Linked DNA regions of Homo sapiens: all the other regions are linked to region 1. The links are chromatin loops, found by intact Hi-C in ENCODE. Cell type or tissue: A673. All regions are shown on one strand.

The links. A loop is a pair of places that touch in the nucleus more often than their neighbours do. Peaks named below come from ENCODE experiments on the same cell type or tissue, not always from the same donor. Only the 100,000 strongest peaks of a DNase experiment are listed, where the experiment ranks them.
Region 2: a loop joins it to region 1, with 5 times the contacts of the local background. A loop is called at or near these places in 7 of 110 quality-filtered maps.
Region 3: it touches region 1 in a loop (2.1-fold over the local background); 7 of 110 quality-filtered maps call a loop at or near these places.

Annotation. Positions count from the first base shown.
Region 1 is chr1:121,555,126-121,563,125 of GRCh38, forward strand. It overlaps the pseudogene EMBP1. Among named protein-coding and RNA genes, the nearest start is that of SRGAP2-AS1, 160 kb to the left of the region's middle. RefSeq lists an enhancer at 3,296-3,797 and a silencer at 3,453-3,653. In A673, no CTCF peak of the experiment used is centred here; a DNase peak (open chromatin) is centred at 3,586; H3K4me3 peaks cover 269 bases; H3K27ac peaks cover 734 bases.
Region 2 is chr1:121,467,995-121,475,994 of GRCh38, forward strand. No RefSeq gene overlaps it. Among named protein-coding and RNA genes, the nearest start is that of SRGAP2-AS1, 74 kb to the left of the region's middle. In A673, no CTCF peak of the experiment used is centred here; no DNase peak of the experiment used is centred here.
Region 3 is chr1:121,491,375-121,499,374 of GRCh38, forward strand. No RefSeq gene overlaps it. Among named protein-coding and RNA genes, the nearest start is that of SRGAP2-AS1, 97 kb to the left of the region's middle. In A673, no CTCF peak of the experiment used is centred here; no DNase peak of the experiment used is centred here.

The sequences.
Region 1 (8,000 bases):
CTTAACCATTCCATATTCCTTGCCAAACTGTCAGGGAGGAACCTTTTCTCTATAATTCTCGGCAATTTCAGGCTCAGTGAATTAAACTGACAAAAGATAGATTAGCAAAACAAAAAGCTTATTTAATCACATATGGACAAAAGTTAGAAAAACATGTAGCTCAAAGGGGCAGTTAAAAGTGGGGGCTTATATACCATCTTAGTAGGGTAAGGAGAGGAGGAGAAAGGCCACTTATGGAAAAGTGAAATGAGTTTTAGGAAAGATAAATGAGCCCTTTAGATAACAGGTGGAAGATATGATAGTTTTGTGACAGTGTCTGTTTAGGTATGGTGTGAAGACTTCTCATCTTCAGTGTCCATTCTCCCTATTGCTCCTAGGGAGGGGATTTATGACAGTGGAGGTTTTTTGGAGTTCCTTTGAAAGGCTCTGCTTTTAGTCAGAGTAGCTATTTTGGGAACTCGAATGCCTTCTGCTCAAAATAATTTGTATGCTATCCTGGCATATTCTGGACCCCTTCAGTGTGTGTGTGTGTGTGCGTGTGTGTGTTTGGTGTGTGTGTGTGTGTATTGTTTTCAAGATAAACACCTCAACTTCCCTAAAGCTTCTCTAAGGGTTAGCTCCTTCTCTTCCCACCTGTAGATGGGAAGAGAAATTGAGGACCTTTCAGACTACTTTTTAGGTACAAGTTTAAAAAATTTGCTAAGAGGGAAGATCTAATGTTAAGTGTTCTTATGATAATCAATTAATCAATCCAAAATAAATATCTATTTTGAAAGTCAGAAAAAAAGATAAACACCTCATGAATTCATACTGATACTGAAATTCAGTTAAAATTCAGAACTACTGGATGCTTATTTAAATTCTCTGTCCTGTACCTATGTCTATATCCAGTCCCTACAGGTTCTGAAGAAGACTAGGAATGGTTAGAATATAATATATCACTCAAATCCATGTTACACACAAAACATTCTCATAATAACTACCAACAACATGATTACTCAAAATTATTGAAACAGGCATTCCATTCTCACCCATGAGTGTGTGTTTGTATTTACAGTTATGCTGTTTTTACATTGTCAGAGCATATGGCACATGTTATAGGGTACTCTCTACCCTATATTCTGCTCAGTACAGAGCTTAAGGAGATAACTATCACAGCTTTAGGTTTTTTTTAAATTGTGTTAATGTTGGATCAAAACTTTAGGTGTGCATATAAAAGGGAATAAGAAAGGGAACCAACTATGTTGATAGAGGAATAATTCTTCAAATGAATGTTACATTAAGAAATTGTCAATAAAACACTACTGTTAATAATTTAAAAGGTTTTATATATTAGATCCCTCTGAATATAACTTTCACATTTTGTCCTCTTTTGTGCTAATAGAACATTCTAGTATGCCAGTAGAAAAAAACATCACTTTAGAAAGGCCTTCTGATGTAAATCTCACATGCCAGTTCACAACATCCGGGGATTTGAATGCAGTAAATGTGACTTGGAAAAAAGATAGTGAACAACTTGAGAATAATTATCTTGTCAGTGCAACAGGAAGCACCTTATATACCCAATACAGGTGAGTATACAAATTTTAACCTACCTTGCTCACCAAAAGTAGCTTAATTCTAAATACTTTTGCTGACTGAGCATTCTTTCCTCTGCAGCCACTTGAATGTTATGCTAATATTCTAATTTGCATATTTACAGAATTATTTCTCTTTTTAAATTTTGATTAATGGCTAAGTCTTTTCATTTTCATTAAGAAGGTTTTGAGAACTAAGCCTATATTAATAACTTGAATTATCTTTAGGTTCACCATCATTAACAGCAAACAAATGGGAAGTTATTCTTGTTTCTTCTGAGAGGAAAAAGAACGAAGGGGAACATTTAATTTCAAAGGTCAGTATTAATAACTTGAGGAATAGTTAATAACTTCAGCATTATGTTCTTAGATTTCTCAATCCTGTAATTTTTAAATTATTTTTACAATAGTAAACATAATATAGCTGAAAGAAAGTCATATGCTTTCCAGAGCCACAAGAGGCAGCCTTGAAAATGGTCTTGTATCCCGCAAGTCCACTTCCTTCCTGCTTCTATTCCTCAATTTAAAGCACAGGTTTTAGTTCAAAAGGCCAGCCTACCACATTATTAGTGAATTATATCAGTCGCCTGAATTTCTTTATTTATCCCTCTAAATTCCTAGCTTTTATAATAGTCTTCCACATCTCTAAGTTATTGTGGTCCCAGCCTCTGAGAGTGTGGGTTGATGTTCTATATCCATAGCTCCAGGACATGGGATTTTAGGATCCATAAAACTTAAAAATAATATGGAGATGCACAAAGGGTTGCCTACTTTTTATTTCACAAAGTAAGGAGGTTTAAAGATATATACAAGCCCCAGAATATCATCCACATTTCTTTTCCTTGGAAACAAACGAATTAAAATATTTTACTGTTACCATCATTAAACCAAAACTCAAGGAGGTCTCAATCTCATAATAAAGACTAGTTGTTTGAGTTAGATAATTATCATTTTGAAAAACCCAGTATTTTGTGGTGATTAGTGAACCATAATATCATTCTGGTATTTGGGAAATGCAATCTGTTGCCCTATTAACTACGTTGGACTCTGCTTTGCACTAATTTCCCAGGAAACATGAAAATTGTAACTTTTCCTAAAACTCCTAAAGCCCGACTGTCTGCTGTGACAGAATGTGGATGCTATTCTCAAGGCTCCATCAACAGCAGAATGGCTTGCTTCACCATTGCCATGATCTAATGGTTCACTCCTTTGTCCCTCATTGCATCCCTTCTGCACTCACAGAGTCATTTTATTTTTATGGCTTTGTAATTGTTCCAGTGTGGTGAATATAATAAATTCTTGTATTTATATATCTTGGTCTCTCCAAAAGCAGAAACTAGTATCATTCTTTGATTATTTTAGTCATGTATATTCTTTCTTAACTTTTTTCCCTCCATTTGCCTTTAACTTAGTGAAGGACTGGATAACACCATATACATTTCCTTTCAGTTTCCTTTTCCTTTCGCATTTCATTTTTCCCTCCCCTGCCCCATCTGCCCTTCCCCTCCTCTTTCCTTAATCTCTCTTTTCCTTTCCTTTTTTCTGTCCTTTCTTCCCTCCCACCTTTTGAGTTCATTTCCTTCCTTTTTTCCTCCCTTTCTCTTTCTTTTTCTTCCCAGTGAGCAAAAAATATTAAACACACAAAATTTCAGTGAACATGTTTTATTGAGTTTTCAAAAAATATGTAAAGAAGGCCTACAAATTCTGAGGAAATGCTCACAGAATCTTGTGACTTAAAATGCTCCCAAGATATTCAACTTTAAACACTGTTTTCATTTTTTTTTTTTCTAAGACATTGTGCTCTGGAAATATATACTAGCAATACCTGCTTTCAATATTGAAGATAACACATTTTTCTCATTAGTTTTGATAATTACTTAAATTATTATGTGGAAGTGATCATTCTTGTGTCTAATGTGAAGATTAACAAGCATTTTACTTTTCAACATACCAATACACTGAATTGCAAGTATTCACACGGAAGGCCTCTTGATTCTCCAGCTGTTTTGAGATGACTAAGCTGATTTTGGCTGGTGTCAGCAGCATTGACTCAAGGCCTAGGATTTAAATCAAGGCTTTAAGGAAAGCAAAGAATCACTGAATACTTCCTTTTTTTTCTTTTCTAGTTGTCTTGAAGCAGTGTAGGTTAGCTAATTTGTTTTTAATGCCCATTTAACATTAACGTAACTTTTAAGTATGTATTATATCTTGAAGATATTTATAAAATTAATAAGTTGGGTCCTTTCAAATCTTCCTTGGTAAAATAAAAATTCTCTATAATTCATCTAAATTGAATATTGCTTAGAGAAATAATTTTACTTGAGTAGTATTTAAAGACATCTGTACATTATTCATATTATAGTTATTTAATAGTTCTGAAAGGCTTATAAAATGGTGTATATTTTTATAAATGTCCTATTATATTATTTCTCCTTATGGTTTACTTAATGGTTTTTCCTAAGAAGAAGAATTATCTTTTCTTAGAATACTTACAACTGCATGTAGATGAAAAGGCTGTTTTATTCTCTATTTTAAATTGAGCCAAAGATAAATTTTTCTGCCATTGACTACATGAGCCACCTATAGTGCATGAGCCTGAGTCTTCAGAACAATTCATCAGCAAAGTCCCTGCTGCTGTCTTTAAGGGTGCTGGTTGATTTACTACTACAAGGTTGTAAAAGGCCCTCAAGATTACTGATTAGTTCAATGCACAAAAACCTGCTGACTTTATGTGTTTCACTGTTGATGCTAGGACAGAGGAGACAGCAAAAGTGTACACTGGAAGTTTGTGACTGCTAATATATTGCTGATAACTTGCCACCCGAGAAGGAGAAAGATGAGTGATGGTCTATAGTGTTTCTCAGTAGTGGATCAAACATTCTGAGTGGTTGCTGAAAGCTTCCATAATATTTATCAATGTTAAAATATCTTAGTAGAAAGTATGAAGAAATTTAATTGGTAAAGAACAAGAACTTTTTGGAAGTCATGATGAGATTTTGATACTACCAAATGTAGTGAAGCCTGTCATAGCTCAACTATCTGTCTTCTCCTGGAAGTATCTAAAAATTCAAAGTATGGAAAGGTAGCATAGTAGAATCAGCTGGGACTTCAGCCCTGGATCCCAGTGTTGAAGTATAGTTAGCATTCTTTTACTACATGGAGTAATCTTTTTTCCTAATTTGGTGATACCTAAAAGTCTTTGAACCAGTATGACATTTAGGCCAATTTGTTCTAGTGCATGAATATACAAATATAGTCTCCAATTTTACAACTCCAGAGAGCTGTTACTTTCACTGGGTATATCCAAACCCCATCTTCCTAGAAACTAGCCTGAATCAGCAATTTCACCACCTTCAAACCTGGTTTATTCCAACCCTAGCACTCTTATGCATCCGACTTTATGCAAAGTCTTAAAAGGTCAACAGGGCACATTAGAATACTGTCTCACTGTCCTTATATTAATAAATATTTCAAAATATAAGCTGTGGCCCCAAACCCCAGAATAGTTCAAACAAATGTCATGTTCCCTGAACATAGTGCATTTTATAATTTAAATCCACACTGCTGTTATTAGCCATATATAGCAGAACAAAAGCATGGTTTATGGTATTTTAGTCGTTAGTCTAGGGGATAATCAAGAAAACTGAAGAGATGGCAAGAAAACAGAATTTTGGTTTCAGCTTTTCCATGTTGTCACTCAGTCATTGTCAGCTACCTGCAATTTACAGCCTGATCTTAATATTTAGTTGGGATGGTTTAATAACATAGTCATGTGTTCCTCATCAAATCTCATAGAATACTCAACTTTCTTGAAAAGCCCCTTGCAGCTTCCAGTATGCTTCCCAAGCAGGTGGCTCTTCGAGGAATACTGAAAAGCAGTGTATATTCTGCCGGGTTTTCCCCCAAGAATTACCTTTCTTCCACATTTTATTCTTAGCCTGTGGCTAAATTTTGGTATTTTGAACCTATTTATCCTGGATAAAATTTCCAGGATAGGAAATCTTTAGTTGATACGAATTTATGAAAGGCCAGCAAAGAGTTAGAGAAAGTGGGAACAAGGAACAAAGGAAAATTAACAGAAAGAGAACAGCGTAAGAAAGAAAATAAGATTTAAAAATGCTTTCATGTGGTTTTGTAAAAAATATATATATACTAATATCCATTATGATAAATTTCCTAGTCAAGGAAGGATATTTTCCTGCTAAAGCGTGACCCAATTGCCAGAACGAAACATGTAGAGATTGAGAAATGGGATATCTGAGAGATAAACAACCTGGGAAAGCGGAAACTGTGTCCTTAACTACTTAGTGTCTAATGCAAAACCTGCACTCCAAAGCAGCGTTTGTTTTAAGGTGAGCCTAACAGGGCTGTAGAGGTCATTGCCCTAGTAATGCACTAATGCATCTTGTGCCTCTTCAGATGGAACTCAGGAAGTGTGGCTGCTCTTCCTCTCGGGTTGTAGGGAACCTTGTGGCTTCAGCAAAGATTCCCTATTTTAGCCAAGCTCCAATCTCTGCTTATCTGCAGGTCTTTAGTTGACATGATTTCATCTATTCTTTCCCTACTGGCAAACTAAACATATAAATGAAAAAAGTAAACACACAAACACACGCATGTGCACACACACGGACACACAAAACCAAAAGAAGCATAAAACCTGCTAAAATTCCAAAAAGTAAAAGAAAAAATTAGCAAAATAATCTTAGTTGCTGAGTCTACATCTTCAGTGTAAGTGTACCTTCTATAATACATCCTTCAAGGTCAATCAGAAGGAACTGATTGCACCTGTAGGCTTTTCATTGTACTGTTTATGCTCTTATCTTTTAATATACCAAGTTATTTACATCCTTAAAACATTTTTTTTCTAAATTCAGTGCCCATTTGTATTCTGTTTCTAATGGAATCTACTTCAAACTTCCTTGACTAGGAAATTTATCATAATGGATATTAGTATATATATATTTTTTACAAAACCACATGAAAGCATTTTTAAATCTTATTTTCTTTCTTACACTGTTCTCTTTCTGTTAATTTTCCTTTGTTCCTTGTTCCCACTTTCTCTAACTCTTTGCTGGCCTTTCATAAATTCGTATCAACTAAAGATTTCCTATCCTGGAAATTTTATCTTCTCACTCAAATGCTACCTGAGGTCAAAACTTTGAAGAAAGTAATTACTCTAAGGTAGCTTAGTAGGCGGGAAGAAAGAACAGGGGTTTGAAAATATGAAGCTTCTTTCTTACCCAAAACATGTAACTTATCCAAAAAGAAACAATACTTTTGTTGTTAGGCTCAATAATAGAAGACCTTCCATTTCTATACATTGGAGACAATTATATTGAATCTCTCTACTATTATTATTACTACTAACTACACCCTAACTACTATAAATTAGTTTCATTTATATATAACTGAAAGTATGTAAAATAATGTAATGAAAAAATGAAAGGAGACAATATCTGCACATTTAATACATTTCCTTTACCTAAATTCTTTCAGTAACATACATTTCTCTATTTTATTCTCAGTCCCTGAACTTCATGGGAAAAACAAGCCATTGATCTCTTACGTAGGGGATTCTACTGTCTTGACATGTAAATGTCAAAATTGTTTTCCTTTAAATTGGACCTGGTACAGTAGTAATGGGAGTGTAAAGGTAAGATATTTCCTTGATTTGAAGAAAACAACAACAACAAAAAACATTTATTTAATAAATAACAAGATTGTAACAGACTCAGCATTCCTAAGATGATTTATACTTTTGTTACCTTGTTGTTTAGCTTATGTTCATAAAGAAAGAGCAGTGACAAACGGAGTTGTCATTTGATGGTTTTTGGCATGTTTGCATTATACATATGAAGATACTCGTAACTTTTCATTAGCTTGTACTTTGTTTTTTAGGTTTAACAATTTAATTACATTCTTTGAAAAGAAATTACATTTTGTGTATAGTTGCCTAGTTTAGGAATAACCCCATTAGAAAATACTCTTTTGAAAATCATTCCATGAAAGTAACTAGAAAAAATGCTAGACACCTTTTTTGGGCTTCTGTCTCCTGAAACATCTGTGATAGAATGCAAAATAATGGCACTATTTGAGAAAATAATGAAAACTTTGTAACTTAATCTTACCTCTTAGGTTCTATCAGTAAGTGTTATTGGCCTTTTCAAGCTACCTGAGAGAAGCCTAATACTTTTAATTGCTTTTTTACTAAGATAAATCGCTATTCAAAGAGCTGACATTAAGAAAAACATGAGTATTTTATAAATAATTCCTGGTTTCCTTTCTTCTCCCCAAATCGCCTCTAATGGCAGGAAAATTTAGGACATTGTCCTTTAGGAGACACCCTTCCTCTGCCCTGGCACTAATAAGCATTACAATTAAAGTCCTGTTAAAGGCAAGCTATAATTGTAGAAGGAACATATG
Region 2 (8,000 bases), 87 kb before region 1:
AATATCTTTCCATTTTATTGGATCTTAGAAAATTTTAACTTTTCCTTCACAACTTTAGTTAAACAAATTCATAAGTATACCCTTATTTTGTCTTTGTTAGAGGAATTTTAAAATAAGTATTTGTCATTTATTTCTGTAAATTAAAAAGATGTAAATTTATCTTATAACTGGCCACTTTCTTAAATTATTTCATTTATTCCAATAGTTTTTCTACTGATATTCCAGGCTTTTCTATGTAGGAAATCACATAAGTTGCAATTAATGAAGATTTAGGTTTCTTTCTAATATCTTATTTAAGTTCTTATTTGTCAGGACTTCCATGTAATGATCATAGTACTTGATTTTAAACAATAGGATAAGTCAGACTCTGGTTAATTTTGACAAAACATAAAAAGTAGTTCAAAGGAAAACTATTGAACCACATTTGGAAAACAAGTACACTAAGCAGTCAGAACCAAATGCAAAATGAATCCATCTGGTGAACATATTACTGCTATTGCTATTGAACAACAGCTGGCATTCCCAGCACCACAATACTGCCTTTTTGTTCCTTGGGAAGCCATAGTGGCTTCTCTTCTGTCCTTGCTCCATTGCACTATTTCCAATTCAAGGTTGTGTTTGAATATCTGACTGGCTAAGCCCAGGTCGTATGCACATGCCAAAGTGGCAAGGGAAATTGGGAAAAGTGTGTTTTTCCACAATTCAGAGTTCTTCTATTTGTGGGAAATTTTCCAAATCATAGGATCAAGGTTTACATGTTGAGTAGAAAAAAAAATTAACAAGAATATTTCATACCCTTTAAAATATATTGAACAGTAACAGTATGATTCATTTTGTATCTTACTTTCATTGGAATTTCTCTTGTATTTTACCCTTAAATATGTTTTTGTTGTTGATTGATACTATAATAATATGACAGAACTTTCCTTTTATTTTTAGCTTACTGAATAGTTTTTGTTGTAACCTTAATAAAAAGTGGATGTTAAATTTTTATCAAATATATTTCCAGCATATATGGAGATAATTACACATTTTCTCTATTAATATAAAATAGCAAATTGCATGAATATATTTCTTAATGTTGAATTATTTCCTTGTATTATAAAATATATTCCACTTGACCTTATGCTCTATTGTTAAGTCAATATTCAATGTTTACAGTATTTGGCCTATGGAACTATTTTTCACAGCTGATAATTTTAGTTTATTATGAATATTTTTGTTCCCCCCTTTTATTTATCTTCATGCTTTTTCTTATTGTGTACTTCTATTGCTATTTCCTCTGCACACCCCCAATCATTCAACAGCCTTTAAGTACACTTTTCAATAAGGTCAATCACATCAGCTAAACAGACATTTCAATTATTTTCTTGGAAACAGTCTCTTGGAAAGCCCCTTTCTGAGGGTCTGGACTGATTGCATTCTAGGCCAGAAATGGAGCTGTCATTCTAGGACTTTCCTTTTCTGTTATGCTTTGAATTCCCTCTGCCTCTCTTCTGGCTTGGATCTGTTGCTTCTGGCCCCATCCTCTTATCTGATGTTTTGCCTTGTTTTGTCCTAGCGAATCATGAGGTCAGGTTCAAGGGACAAAGGCAGAGGCATGCACAGGGGAGCCCTCAGCAAGTCACATGGCTCCAATGTGAGCTGAATGTGCCCTATTTTCTGGAGCCTATTTATCATCCTGGCATCTCTCTTCAACATAAGATGATTCCTATTCCCATAGCCTTCTCTTTAATTTGATTTACTCTCTCAGGTTTGGGGAATACATTCCCCAGGAGCTTGCTGAGAAAAAAGATGCATGGGAATTTTTTTTTGAGACAGTTTATACTTTAATATGTTTTTATTCTATCCTCATATTTAACTGACATTTCAATAGGGCCTAGGTTGGAAACATTTTCTTTCAGAATGTTGGAGGTGTTTCTTTTCCATTAAGGAAATTGAAGCCATTTTAATTTCTATCCATTTTGCTGAGAATCTTGCAGAAGGCCTCACTTTGAATTGCCTTCAGTTTAGTGAATTTTTGAGTTATTCATTGTTGATTTTTGTCCCTCCATTTTCTTTATCTTTCTGGAATTTCTGTTATTTGGATGTTGGTCCTCCTGGACTAACCCATTGATACTGCCTTTTTTCTGTTCTCATAGCCATCTCTTTGCCTTTCTGTTCTAATTTCGGTGAGACTTCCTCAACTTTATTTTCTGAAATGTCTATTTCATTTATCTTATGATGTTTTAAAATCTGATCTCCTTTTTTCTCCTGGATGTCCTCATCATAGTTCTTTTCATAGTTGCAATGCAATCTTTTACTGTCAGGATTTTTATTATAATTTCTTGTAAAATTTCTTCTCTCTGTATATTTATTACTAACAAATCATGTCTTCTGTTTTGGTTTCTCTTTCCATATTAAATAATTGTTTGGGGTGTTTGGCAATCTTTAGTTGTTCATTTTGTTTATGATTAAGGAGATTAAAAGTTTATTTTAATCATTCTGAGCAAGTGTGTGGGACTTTTTGACTTTGAACTTCACTTGAAGGTTATCTTAAGTAACATGCTTTTGAGGACCCTTGGGCTGCTCATAAGCACTTGAAAATATTCCTTCAACGTCCTCTCTCAAGAGTAAAGGTAATGGTCATTTAATAAAGGCTTCAGTACTCAGCATTCATTGCGTGTGTAAACACTAGTCTTTTTATTTTCAGTACATTTCCTATATGGTCAGTCCCCCATGATGTCACACTGGGCCCTATGCTGGGAAGGGCCTCATGCTTAATTTCATTATCTGCTACTGCCATCTTGAAATTGTTAGTAATTTTTGAATGATGGACTCACATTTTAATTTTGCACTGGGTTCCACAAATTATGTATCCAGTCCTGGGTACCCGTATCATCAAGTCTGAAGTTCTAAGACTAAAGACCCTTGGTTTTACCCTCTCCAGTTTTCTCTGAGGGTGGGAGAGGAATATTTGTCCAACAGCATAAAATGAAGGTAGGGACTCCACTGTTTGTAATTTGAACTTCACACAATTTTCCTTATTCTAGCACTGAATTTCACTCTTCTTTCCTCGCCTTTCCAATAAGGCGGCTGTGCCTAAATCTAGCTTTCCATGGATACCAAGGTCACAACCTGGATAGTTTTCTCTACCACTCCAAAATGTGGCTGGTGGCTGAAATCCAGACTGCCTGCTGGTAAGCCATCTTTGATTCTCCTGTGAAAAATGTTCATCTCTATCAACCGTGGGATGGGGTCCTTGAATGGTGACCCCACACTGGGTGTCTAATAGAGCACTTTGACTTTCCATGCCTCTTTGTGTAATCAAGGGAGGCATTGGGAAATGCATGCTTTTCTTTTTTGTGAACACATACCTTGTAAGTTTTGCCATTAAAATCTGTTCATTAACTCATTAGAGTGACTTGGTAATGTCCTTCCTGAGCTGCGCTTTACAATAAGACACAGCTCCAAATGGATTCATTTTGCACATTTTAGTCAAGGAAAAAATATTACTTTCATATAATATATAACAATAGTAACAACACCAACAACAATCTTTACAACAAATATTCACATATTTTATTTTACAGTTTGTAGCACTGCCAAAACTTTTCTTTTGAACTGTACAACACCAGCAGACTGTATTATTTACCTACTTTACAGGAAAGGAAACTCCTGTAAAGTAAGTAAATGGTTAAGTGATTATTCTCGGTTTCACAAAAGAGTAAGTGATAGTGCTGAGTCTCAAAACTGCTGCCTCCAAACATCCTCTTACCAGTGTGAATATGCAAAGCTGTCTCATCTCCAGGCAGAAGTTTTTCTGTTTTTGTTTTTCATGACCTCTTTACTTTTGCTAATTTTCTTCATTGAGGGAAGCTAATCTATCTGCCTTTCCCTTTTGGTTATCAGTTTCCATAAATAACTATGCCTGGGTTTATTACTTAACCACTTTGTTTAGCAACCATTAATTGTCCAGAATAAAAACAAAGCTGCTTTGTATCAGAACCTAGAACAATGTTGCTATTTATTTCTTTATTTTGCCACATCTTCAAGAAGACATATAGAGCACCCACCATGCTGGTAAAACTAAAGTATGTTTTCTCTGCAACAGTTAATGAAACAGAAATGAGGATATTAGTAACACTATAAATGGATAAATATCTAATTTTAGAGTGTGTTACTCTGTTCTCCGGCTGCTAATAGAGACACACCCGAGACTGGGTAATTTACAAAGAAAAGAAGTTTAATGGACTCACAGTTCCACATGGCTGGAGGCATCACAATCATGTTGGAATACGAAGGAAGAGCAAAGGGAAGTCTTACATGGAGGCAGGCAAGAGAGCATGTGCAGGGAACTCCCCTTTATAAAACCATCAGGTTTCATGAGACTTATTTACTGTCACAAGAACAGCATGGGAAAGACTCGCCCCCATGATTCAGTTACCTCCCAGGGGGTCCCTTCCATGACACGTGAAAATTATGAGAGCTACAATTCAAAATGAGATTTGGGTGGGGACACAGCCAAACCATATCATTCCACCCTTGGCCCCTCTCAAACCTCATGCCCTCACATTTCAAAACCAATCATGTCTTCCCAACAGTCCCCCAGTTTTAACTCATTTCAGCATTAACTCGAAAGTCCACAGTTTAAAGTCTCATCTGAGATAAGGCAAGTCCCTTCCACCTATGAGCCTGTAAAATCAAAAGGGAGTTAGTTACTTCCTAGATACAATGGGGGTGTAGGCATTGGGTAAATACACCTGTTCCAAATGGGAGAAATTGGCCAAAATGAAGAGGCTACAGGCCCCATGCAAGACAAAATTGCAACAGGGCAGTCAAATCTTAAAGCTCTGAAATGATCTCCTTTGACTCCTGACCTCTTACATCCAGGTCACACTGATGCAAGAGGTGGGTTCCCATGGTCTTGGGCAGCTCTGCCCCTGTGGCTTTGCAAGGTATAGCCCCACTCCTGGCTGCTTTCACGGGCTGGTGTTGAGTGTCTGTGGCTTTTCCAGAAACATGGTGCAAAGCTGTCAGTGGATCTACCATTCTGGGGTCTGGAGGACGCTGGCCTTCTTCTTACGGTTCCACCAGGCAGTGTCCCAGCAGGGACTCTGTGGGGGCTTCAACCCCACATTTTCCTTCCACACTGCCCTAGCAGAGGTTCTCCATGAGGGCTCCTACCTGCCACAAACTTCTGCGTGTAAACGCAGGCGTTCCCATACATCCTCTGGAATCTAGGCAGAGGTTCCCAAACCTCAGTTCTTGAATCTGTGCACCTGCAGGCTCAACACCACATGGAAGCTGCCAAGGCTTAGGGCTTGCACCCTCTGAAGCCATAGCCCAAGCTGTACCTTGGCCTGTTTTAGACATGGCTGGAGCAGCTGGGATGCAGGACACCAAGTTCCCAGGCTGCACAGAGAAGGGGTCCCTTGACTCAGCCCACGAAACCATTTTTTCTTCCTTGGCCTCCAGTCCTGTGATGGGAGGGGCTGCTGGGATGGTCTCTGACATGCTCTGGAGACATTTTGTCCATTGTCTTGGTGATTAACATTTGGCTTCCCATTACTTATGCAAGTTTTTGCAGCTGGCTTGAAATTCTCCTCAGAAAATGTTTTTGTTTGTTTGTTTGTTTGTTTTTCTACTGCATCATCAGGCTGCAAATTTTCCAAACTTTTATGTTCTGCTTCCCTTTTAAACATGTTTCAATTCCAAACCATATCTTTGTAAATACATAAAGCTGAATGCTTTTAATAACATCCAAGTCACCTCTTGAATGCTTTGCTGCTTAGAAATTTCTTCTGCCAGATCCCCTAAATCATCTTTTTCAAGTTCAAGGGCCCACAAATATCTAGGGAAGGGGCAAAATGTTGCCAGTCTCTTTGCTAAAGTACAGCAAGAGTCACCTGTACTCCAGTTCCTAACAAATTCCTCATCTCCATCTGAGACCACCTTAGCCTGGACATTATTGTTCATATCACTATTAGCATTTTGATCAAAGCCATTGAACAAATCTCTAGGAAATTCCAAACTTTCCCACAGTTTCCTGTCTTCTGTGTCCTGCAAGTCTCTAGGAAGTTCCAAACTTTGCCATGTTTTCCTGTCTTCTTCTGAGCCCTCCAAACTGTTCCAACCTTTTCCTGTTACCCAGTTCCAAAGGCACTTCCACATTTTTGGTATCTTTACAACAGCATCCCACTCTACTGGTACCAATTTATTGTATTAGTCTGTTCTCATGCTTCTGATAAAGATACCTAAGACTGGGTGATTTATAAAGGAAAGAATTTTAATGGACTCACAGTTCCACATAGCTGGAGAGGCCTCACAATCATGGCAGAAAATGAAGAAAGAGCAAAGGGATGTCTTACATGGCAGTGGGCAACAGAGTGTGTGCTGGGGAATTTCCTTTTGTAAAACCATCAGATTTCATGAGACTTATTCACTTTCATGAGAACAACATGGGAAAGACCCACCCCCATGATTTAATTACCTCCCACTGGGTCCCTCCCATGATGTGGGAATTATGGGAGCTACAATTCAAGATGAGATATGGGTGAGGACACAGCCAAACTATATTATAGAGACTAGTTACTTTTATATAACTTTTTTTTTTTTGAGTCAGAATCTTTATCTGTCACCCAGGCTAGTGTGCAGTGGTGTTCACTGAAACCCCCACCTCCCAGGTTCAAATGATTCTCATGTCTCAAACTCCCTAGTAGCTGGGACTACAGGCATGCACTGCCACACCCAGCTAATTTTTGTATTTTTAGTAGAGACAGGGTTTCACCATGTTGGCCAGGCTGGACTCAAACTCCTGACCTCAGGTGACCCACCTGCCTCAGCCTCCCAAAGTGCTGGGATTACAGGTGTGAGCCACCACACCTGGCCAAGTTTTATATAACTTTTAAAATTTATTCCTTTAAATGTTTAAATAAAACAGTTAAAATGCCATGTAACATAATATATTGACTCTATTTGGAGATAAAACTGCATAAATTCAAACACTTGAATACAAATTAAGACTTTTACATCATTATTGTGAAAAATGTCCTTCCTCATCCCTTCCCCACTCCCTCCTTGTAAAGCTTGAGATAAAATTTCATGTATAAGGACTTTTATATCTCTGATTTCACCTTATATAAATTGCTTTGTCTCTAAAATGCAAACACAAACTGATTCTCGTTAGATTCAGTTCAGCTATGAAACCTTTACTTCCATCAGGCTAAATATTCAGATTACTTAATTTTCCTTTTCTGTTTGTGTGTTTGGTTAGCCACCCTTCCACATAGCTTTAATTAGACATTGTCACTTCTTTGAGGCAGTTTGAAATAAGAGAAACAGTACAGAATATTTAAAAATAATACATGAGTAATTCATTTAAATGACTGGATTACTTTATTGACAAAAATGTGGAAGCAATGTGAAATTCTGAAATAAAGGATGGTTAAATTTGAAAGGAAAGTGAGTCATAATTATCAGATTAAGTTTGCAAATGCATCAAAGATTCAAACATAAGAAGACAAAGCAAAAAAATACTAGAAGAAAACATAAGATATCTTTATTTTTTATATTTTTTAAACAAAAGCATAAGATTTTTTTTTAAGACTGGTTAATCTAAAAACCAAAATGATTTTTGGTTATAAACAATGTCACAAGACAAAAGGCAAATTGGGAAATGTTACTATGGAACACTAAATAGACAATGGAAATCAATGACCTGAACAGCTAGTTCATTAAAAAAGAAATACATATGCTATTATGTGCATTTGTCCTATTTTTATATTTGGGAAATTAACTGAATTATGTGTTATGTCTTCCCACCCATGTATAACACAACTATGTAAGCTAGCCTCTGACAGTCACACAAGCACCCATTTAACACCCTGATTCATCAGTTAACATGAAGAGAAAATGGGCTCTGAGGATTTTCCAGTTTTGCTAATATAGATGATAATAAAGGCCTCTGATTTTTGCGAGTTGCAGTGATTTCAAGGTTCACTTCCTGATACAAAAAGGCA
Region 3 (8,000 bases), 64 kb before region 1:
ATAGATTTGGAAGATCTCTGGAAGAAGGTGCAACTGATAACTGTTATCTCTTAGGCAGGGAAGCTCGATGAAAGATACTCCAGGAGATGGTTGCTTTTCAAAGTATACCTGTTTGTGGCTTTTGAATTTCATTATTTCCTTCTGTGTAAGAAATAACAATGGAATGACAGCTGTGTGCTGGATACCATGGCACATAGGACACAAAGGTAACCCAGACACTGCCTCAGCATTTGGGGGTTAATTGATAGAGATAAAAATGACTATAGCATAATGGGTTAAGAGCTGGGATAAGGATGTATGCAAGATGCTGGGGGAAGCCAGAGAAGAAGCTCTTGAAGAAGGACAATCAGAAAAGTTTTCCAAAGGGAAGGGTGCACAGGAATTGAACTGAGAACTAGTCATCAGAGCTTCAGGCAAAGCTATGCCAAAATGTAAAAAAGAAGACGAAACAAAATAATCAGAGGTAAAATCAATGAGGTACATAGGACAGCCGACTTTGCAGGAACTTCAAGTATCTCTTGATAATTCGAGTTTGGGTGCAGGAAGACGTTGAAAGGTAAGTTAAAGAGTTATTTAAGGCCCACATAATGAAAGACCTTAGATACTGGATATTATTCTTATAGCAAGAATGAGCCATTAAAGCTAGAAGGTAGAAAGAGAATTCCGTGTGGAGACTTCAAATGGCAATTCTAAGGCATAGCACAAGGCTTTATATTTATTTAAATTAAGGCAGGCCACAGAAAGTCCTAGAGCAAATATGAATGCATTCAGTTGTCCGTTATTCAAAAATCCAAATAACAATGCTGTAACTAACAGTTACTGGTATTATTATTATTGTTTTACAGAAGGTCTGGAAGTAAGCATCTCAGGGCTGGCAGCTCAGTTCAATAATGTCATCAAGGAACCTGGTTTCTTCTTTTCCTTCCACACTCATTCTTGAAGTTGTTCAAGTATAGAACCATTTTTTAGTTTTTTTTTTTTTTTTTTTACAGTATAAGTAGAATCATACTCTATTAGTTTTCTATTGCTGTGTCACAAATTATCACTAACTTAGTGGCTTTAGACAACAGAAATTTATGATCTGACAGTTTTTATGAGTAAAGAGTTCAGGCACAGTTACTGGGTGTTATGCTCGAGTCTCAACAGACTGCAATCAAGGTGTTAGCTCAGGCTGTGATCTCATCTGAGACTTTGGGGGCCTCTTCTAAGTTCATTAGTTGTTGGCAGAATTCAGTTCCTTGGGGTTGTAGGACTAAGGTGCTCAGCTTTTGAAGGTTACCCCTTTTCATAGGCATTTCACAATGTGGGTATTTACTTCTTCCAGACAAGCATGAGGGCATCTCTCTCACTAGGAATTTCTCCATCCAGCTGGCTAAAATGGAACCTTATCAAATATAACCTAATCAAGGAGTGACTACCCCAATATATTCACAGGCCTTTCCATGCTCAAGGGGAATGAATTATATAAGTTATGATATATATTATAAAATATGATATATATTATATAAGTCAGTAATCTTGGGGGTCATCACAGAATTTTGGCTATACTATCCCAGGACTTGTGTTTGTATTTTTGGTTTTTTTTATTGTTTGTTTTCTACTAATGGATCATTTGTAAATTCTCACCTTTATTTTATTACTTTATATACCACTCAGTGGCCGACATATGTTTTTCTCTAGTGATTTTTAATCAAATATTATTTTTAATAAGAGATAACCTACATCCACATTCCCACTCTCATTTCCACATTTTCCCATCACCTTGTCACTCACTTTTATTCAATGATGGCTCATATACTAAAAGGAAAAATAAATAAAGATGTTTGTAGCATTATATAAACACAACACAAATTTCGGTTAAAAAAAGGTGAGTTTTTCCTATACTAATTTTCTAAAGAATAAAAGCAGAGTTCACCAAAAATACTATATATAAGACTATTTGTAGGTAATAAAAAAGTATTGTAATCTCACTGGGACAGAAGATGTACTCATACAACAAACTGAATAACAATAAAATATTTAAATTGAAATTTAAGCCAACAGTGGAGGTCAAGTCACAAGGCTATAACTTATTACTTGTCACATTAATCCTATAGACAATCTAAGTTTAGAGGAGAATGTTTGGATTATTTACTGTGGTGACATAAGCTACCCCAAAGCTTAGTGGCTTACAACAACAGCAATTTTATTATACCTCACAGTTACGTGGGCCAGAAGTTTGGGCAGACCTTAGCTGGGCAGTTTTTCTGCTCCAAGTGGCATCAACTGGATCACTGTGTGGTACTCAGCTGGAGGCTTGCCTTGCCTGAAAGCTCCAAGAAGGGTCCCTCACAAATCTGGCACCTCACTGCTCCTTGGCCTCTCTCTTTCTCTCTCTGCATGGCATCTCATTGTTAAGGGATGTTAAAAAAAAATTGAAAACGAAGGCCACAGTTTGGATATACACTCAGAACAACCAACCATAACCATAACAAAATGTGAGCTATGTTGATCTCTCTGAAATGCAAGCTCTAACCGTAAACAAACCATAAGCCTTTCTTCCATGTCAGTATGATAAAGTTGAGTCAATCAGCTACAGAAAAATAAGCTCCTACAGCTCTATGTGCCCTAAAAGGGGTACAAATTTATCGTAGCCAATTACAATAGAGTTCAATGTCTTTCTCACAGATGCTATAAACCTATAAGCTGTGCTGTAACACTTGTGAGATGAGCTTCTTAACACGTTCAGTTTGAAATCTCTTGGTTTTTGAAATGTTCTTTGGTAGGCACAATAAACTCCTATCTTCCTGTTTTACTTGATCTGACTTTATTTTCTCATTTTTTATTTTTATTTATTTATTTATTTATTTATTTTATTTTTAACAGTTTCTGGTGTCAAATATGAGATGTAAACTAGATCCTTGATAAGCTCCAAGGCAGGTGAGTAACCTGATGCCGTAGGCACAATAAACCCCTTTATTCCTGTTTTACTTGATCTGATTTTATTTTTAGCAGTTTCTGGTATCAAATATGAGATGTAAAGTAGATCGTTGATAAGCTCCAAGACAGGTGAGTAACCTGATGCCAGTACCACAGAGCCCATGGCGCTCACTGCTTTCTTGCTGAACACGGAGCTCAAGGGTACTCTCAGATCCAAGATGTACTCTCTGCATTTCAAGCTCTTCAACTCTGTTGTGCATACCTGTGCTGTGTGAAAGTTTCTTGATAAGTCATCCTTACATCTGCAAGAGGAGAAAACCCATTATTCCCTGTGTCTGTAACAGGAGACAACCTGCCATTCCGTTGGGTTTCTGGACAGCAGTACAAGTACAAGGTTCCCTATAGATACATTCATTTGAGGAAATCCAAGGCAAAGATACTTTCCACCTGGTCCATAATCCCTTCCTTACATCTGTCTGAACCCCCTGCTTCCTATATTTATAACAGCTATGGATCAGGATCTTGTGTCTTTTTTGTGTGTGTGAAAAATTGGTGACCTTTATAAAGGTCAATGTGAGGCTGCAGTGGCTGCTTTGGGTGATCTTCAACTTAGACAAAATAGTTCATTCTGAAAGCACTCTTGAAAAGAAATGACCCAGAAGCTCTCAAAGACAATGGAATGCAGTCTTGGACTGGTAGGCAGAGGCTTTTAATAGACAGAATGACTCACAATAACCTCTCCAAAATAATGTCTACCAGTGTGCAAATAATAATTTAAAAGCTAAAACTCAGCCTGACTCTATAGACCCTTCTGTGAATCCCTCTGCTTCATTTTATCCTCCAGTAATTGATTTTTCTGAACCTCCTTTAATGTTTTGGCTTTTCCACCTAAACCTCTTCACACCAGCTTCCTTTAAAAAATTAGACACTCAAATGAGCCAGGAGTACCTGTTACAGCTGAATTTAAACCTTGATCTTACACAGAACTCTGAGCCATTATAAAAGATTTTGTGATATTAAAAAAATACAACCAAATTTATAGAAGAATTTAAAATTTTTTAGGGGGTCTATAATCCATGCTTTTAATTTGTACCAATTTTTCCATGTGATAGTATGCACAGGAAGTAACTGAAAATGGCTAGAAAAACCCCATTGAGATAATACATCTGGATATACTGAGGCTCCTGCTAAGCATGCTTTTAAATAAGAAACGCAGATGGACAGAAAAATGGGCCAACAACTGTTAGACGCTATTACTGAAGCACTTCCAATGAGAATAGGCTGGGTCATAATCTAACCTTATAAAAAATGAATCTGCTGCAGATTATCATGCCCATCTGTAGACAGTTTTCACATAATACTGGCTTTAAAGGCCAGGACGATAAAGTGGCTATACTAGCCCATTTTGTTCCTGGATTGCATACAGAAATAAGTGACTTACTGAAGAAATCTAAACTAAAATGAGAGGTAATTCTCACAGAACTGCAACATCTAGTAGAGCATGTTGAAGGGATATTAGATTAAAAAAAAAGAAGCCATCAGGTAAACAAACCAATGACTCTACAATTACAACAGTTGCAGGGAATTTGGCCTATCTTTAAAAAATCTTGTTCCCAATTTTGCCTCCATTGATAAAGATGCTTAGGGTTACTGGAAGCAGAAGGGGCATTGGCAAAAAGACTGCCTGTTGCTAAATAAGGGGAAATTGGAACAACCCCCACATCCTTTTAACAACTCTTAATGTTGATAGGGTTCCAAGGAATTGCCCAGTAAGCTGCTTCCAATAATTCCTTTAAATCAATGAGGAGAAAACAAACTTAACTGAAGAAATTTGTACTGTGACACCAGAACAACTCTTTCTACTTTAGAGTCCACCATGATATATCAAGAACTTTCTCAGGATAATAAAAGTTATCTCAATGGCAGGAGTTTCAAATCAAGTTCAAAGGGTTCCTTTAACAGAATTCTCAACTGTCACCCTTGGCCCTTTTTCTGAGAATCATGCCTTCCTTTTATGTGATATTGCTCCTTTGAATCTCCTACATAAAGACCTGTTTTCCTAAATAGGAGGCTCAATAAAGTTATCCTCTGGAGAAATGACCCTACAAATCTAAGATTTATCAGACAATAAAACCTTGTGGGTTCTCCAGGCCCAAATTGGCTGTCCTAAGGAAACTATTAAGTTCCATAAATGTATAGACATACATCTTTCTGAAATTCCTGATACTCTATGGGCTTCTACTCTACAGATGTGGGAAAGATCAAACACATCAGATCCATTAAAATTGTGATTGACCCTTTTAAATTGCTTTATTTTCTTTTTCGAGATGAAGTCTCACTCTGTTGCCCAGGCTGGAGTGCAGTGGTGTGATCTCGGCTCACTGCAACCTCTGCCTCCCGAGTTCAAGTGATTTTCCTGCCTCAGCCTCCTGGGTAGCTGGGATTACAGGTATGCGCCACCATGCCTGGCTAATTTTTGTACTTTTAGTAGAGATGGGGTTTCACCATGTTGGCCAGGCTGGTCTCAAACGCCTAGCCTCAGGTGATCTTCCCACCTTGGCCTCCCAAAGTGCTGGGATTACAGGCGTGAACCACCGCACCCGGCCTAAACTGCTTTGTAAGTTACCCCAATACCCTCTGAAACCTGAAGCAAATCAGGGACTCACTTTAAGAGTAGAGGACCTAATAAATCAAGGAGTAATTATTTCGTGTACTAGTCCTTGTGACCTTCTTATCTTACCTGTCAAGAAATCCCATGGACAGGGACCGAGATTTGTACAGGGCTTTAGAGCTACAAATAAAATTATATGTCAAGATTCCCGGCCAGGCGCTGTGGCTCACGCTTGTAATCCCAGCACTCTGGGAGGCCGAGGCGGGTGGATCACGAGGTCAGGAGATCAAGACCATCCTGGCTAACACAGTGAAACCTGTCTCTACTAAAAATACAAAAAGACAATTAGCCGGGCATGGTGGTGGGCGCCTGTAGTCCCCAGCTACTCGGGAGGCTGAGGCAGGAGAATGGCATGAACCCAGGAGGCGGAGCTTGCAGTGAGCCGAGATGGCGCCACTGCACTCCAGCCTGGGCGACAGAGTGAGACTCTGTCTCAAAAAAAAAAAAAAAAAAAAAAAGATTCCCAGTGATACCAAATCCAAACACTTCGTTGTCAAAGGGATCAACTGAATCTGAGTGGTTCACAATAGTAGACTTATACTTTGTATATATATTTTAGCATTCCAGTAGACAAAAAGAGTGTTAGTATTTGTTTGTTTTCACTTGGAAAAATCAACAATGTACTTTGACAGTAACACCTTAAGGATTAAAGGCTCTTTCATATTTCTCACGAATTTTATATCAAGATTTGAACACTGCAGTTTCCCAGACATTCTACCTTGATTCAATATGTAGGTAATTTGCTTCTTTGTTCTTCATCTAAAGAGGACGTACAAATTGACCAAATACGTATAACAACCAGCTTATAAGAGCCATAAGACCTCTTGAGATAAGCTTCAATTCTCACAAGAAGTGGCACATTATCTAGGTCACGACTTCTCTGCAAAAGTAATCTTTCTGTCTCCAGAAAAAATAAATATTATTCAAAATTATCCTAGACCTGTGACTAAAAGGCAACTCAGAGGATTCCTCAGAATTTCACGATAGACCAGGTCACAACGTTGGCGTCTCCACTCCATGAACTAACTAAAAATAGCAATCGGGACCCTTTTCTTTGGAAAGAAAAATAGTAGGAGGCCCTTACTGAACTAAAACAGGTTTTGCAAAATCCTCCTGTGTTATGACTCTCCAATTATTCTAAACCATTCACATTGTTTATTCATGAATGAAACAATCAGACTCTAGGGGTCCTCATTCAAAAACTTGTAGGAAAAAATAGGCCCGTAGATTAGTATAGTGTACAGTTATGTCTGGTTGCTACAGCATATCCAAATTGTTTAAAGGCAGTAGTTGCAGGTGCCAAATTATACAATTTTTCTCAGAACTTGTTCAAAGCAATAACTTATGCCTACACCTTTCACATGCTGTAGAAAGCTTGCTAAATCGTGACTGTGCCCAGCATTTCTCAGCCAGCAGGATAACATTTTATGTGATTCTGCTCCTATCACCTTCAAATCTGCATATTCTTTGCTGCAATTCTTTATTTAAACTCTGCTACCATCTTACCTTTACCCAACAAAAGTGAGATGTATAATTGTGTTAAACTGATTTCTCAAAATTTGACTCCGAGATTGGATTTACAAGAAATTCTATTCACCAATCCAGAACTGTTGCTCTATGCTGATGGTTCCTATGCCAAAAATTTTGAAGGAAAATACTAAGCTGGGCATGCTGTTACAATTCAACATGAACTATGATAAAAAGGAGATCTCCCCATTTTAATTCAGTCTAATCTGCAGAATTATTTGCCCTCACTTGAGATTGTAAAAGAGCAAAAGATAAGATTGTAAATATCTAGACTGATGTCAGGTATGCTTTTGCAGTAGTCCGTGATTTTAGTGTGTTGTAGAAACAGAGGGGATCCTTAACGTCAAATGATATGCCTACAAAAATGAGTCTCAGGTTGCTAATCTCTGCATTATTGCTGCCATCATAAGTAGCTATCATAAAAATTAAAACTCCTGCTTATAAAAGAGACCCTGAATATCAGAGAAATTACAGGGCTGATTTTCATGCTAAAGCTGCCACCAAACAAACAAACAAACAAACAAAAAACAAAACAAAAAAAACTTCAAAACTGTCTCAACTAATAAACTATGCACCTTGAGTGAAATCCATCCAAAGGACATAAAAAAAAAATTCAGAACTTACAAGAATGGTAAAAATATGTCTTAGAAAAAAACGATTGGATTAATACAGGTTGTGAAATCCTTGAGAGGTTCTGGGGGCACCCAGATAGCTGTTTAGTACTTTCTGGATCCCTAAAGTTGTCATTCTTCTGAGATTTTCATTCTTTTACTTACCATGGAGTTGATAAAATGATTCAAGCCCTGGTGAAGTATTGGTGGGCAGACTTTTCAAAAGGAGCTTAGCGATGTCTACCATCCCCAGCCCTGGAAACTCTGCTGTG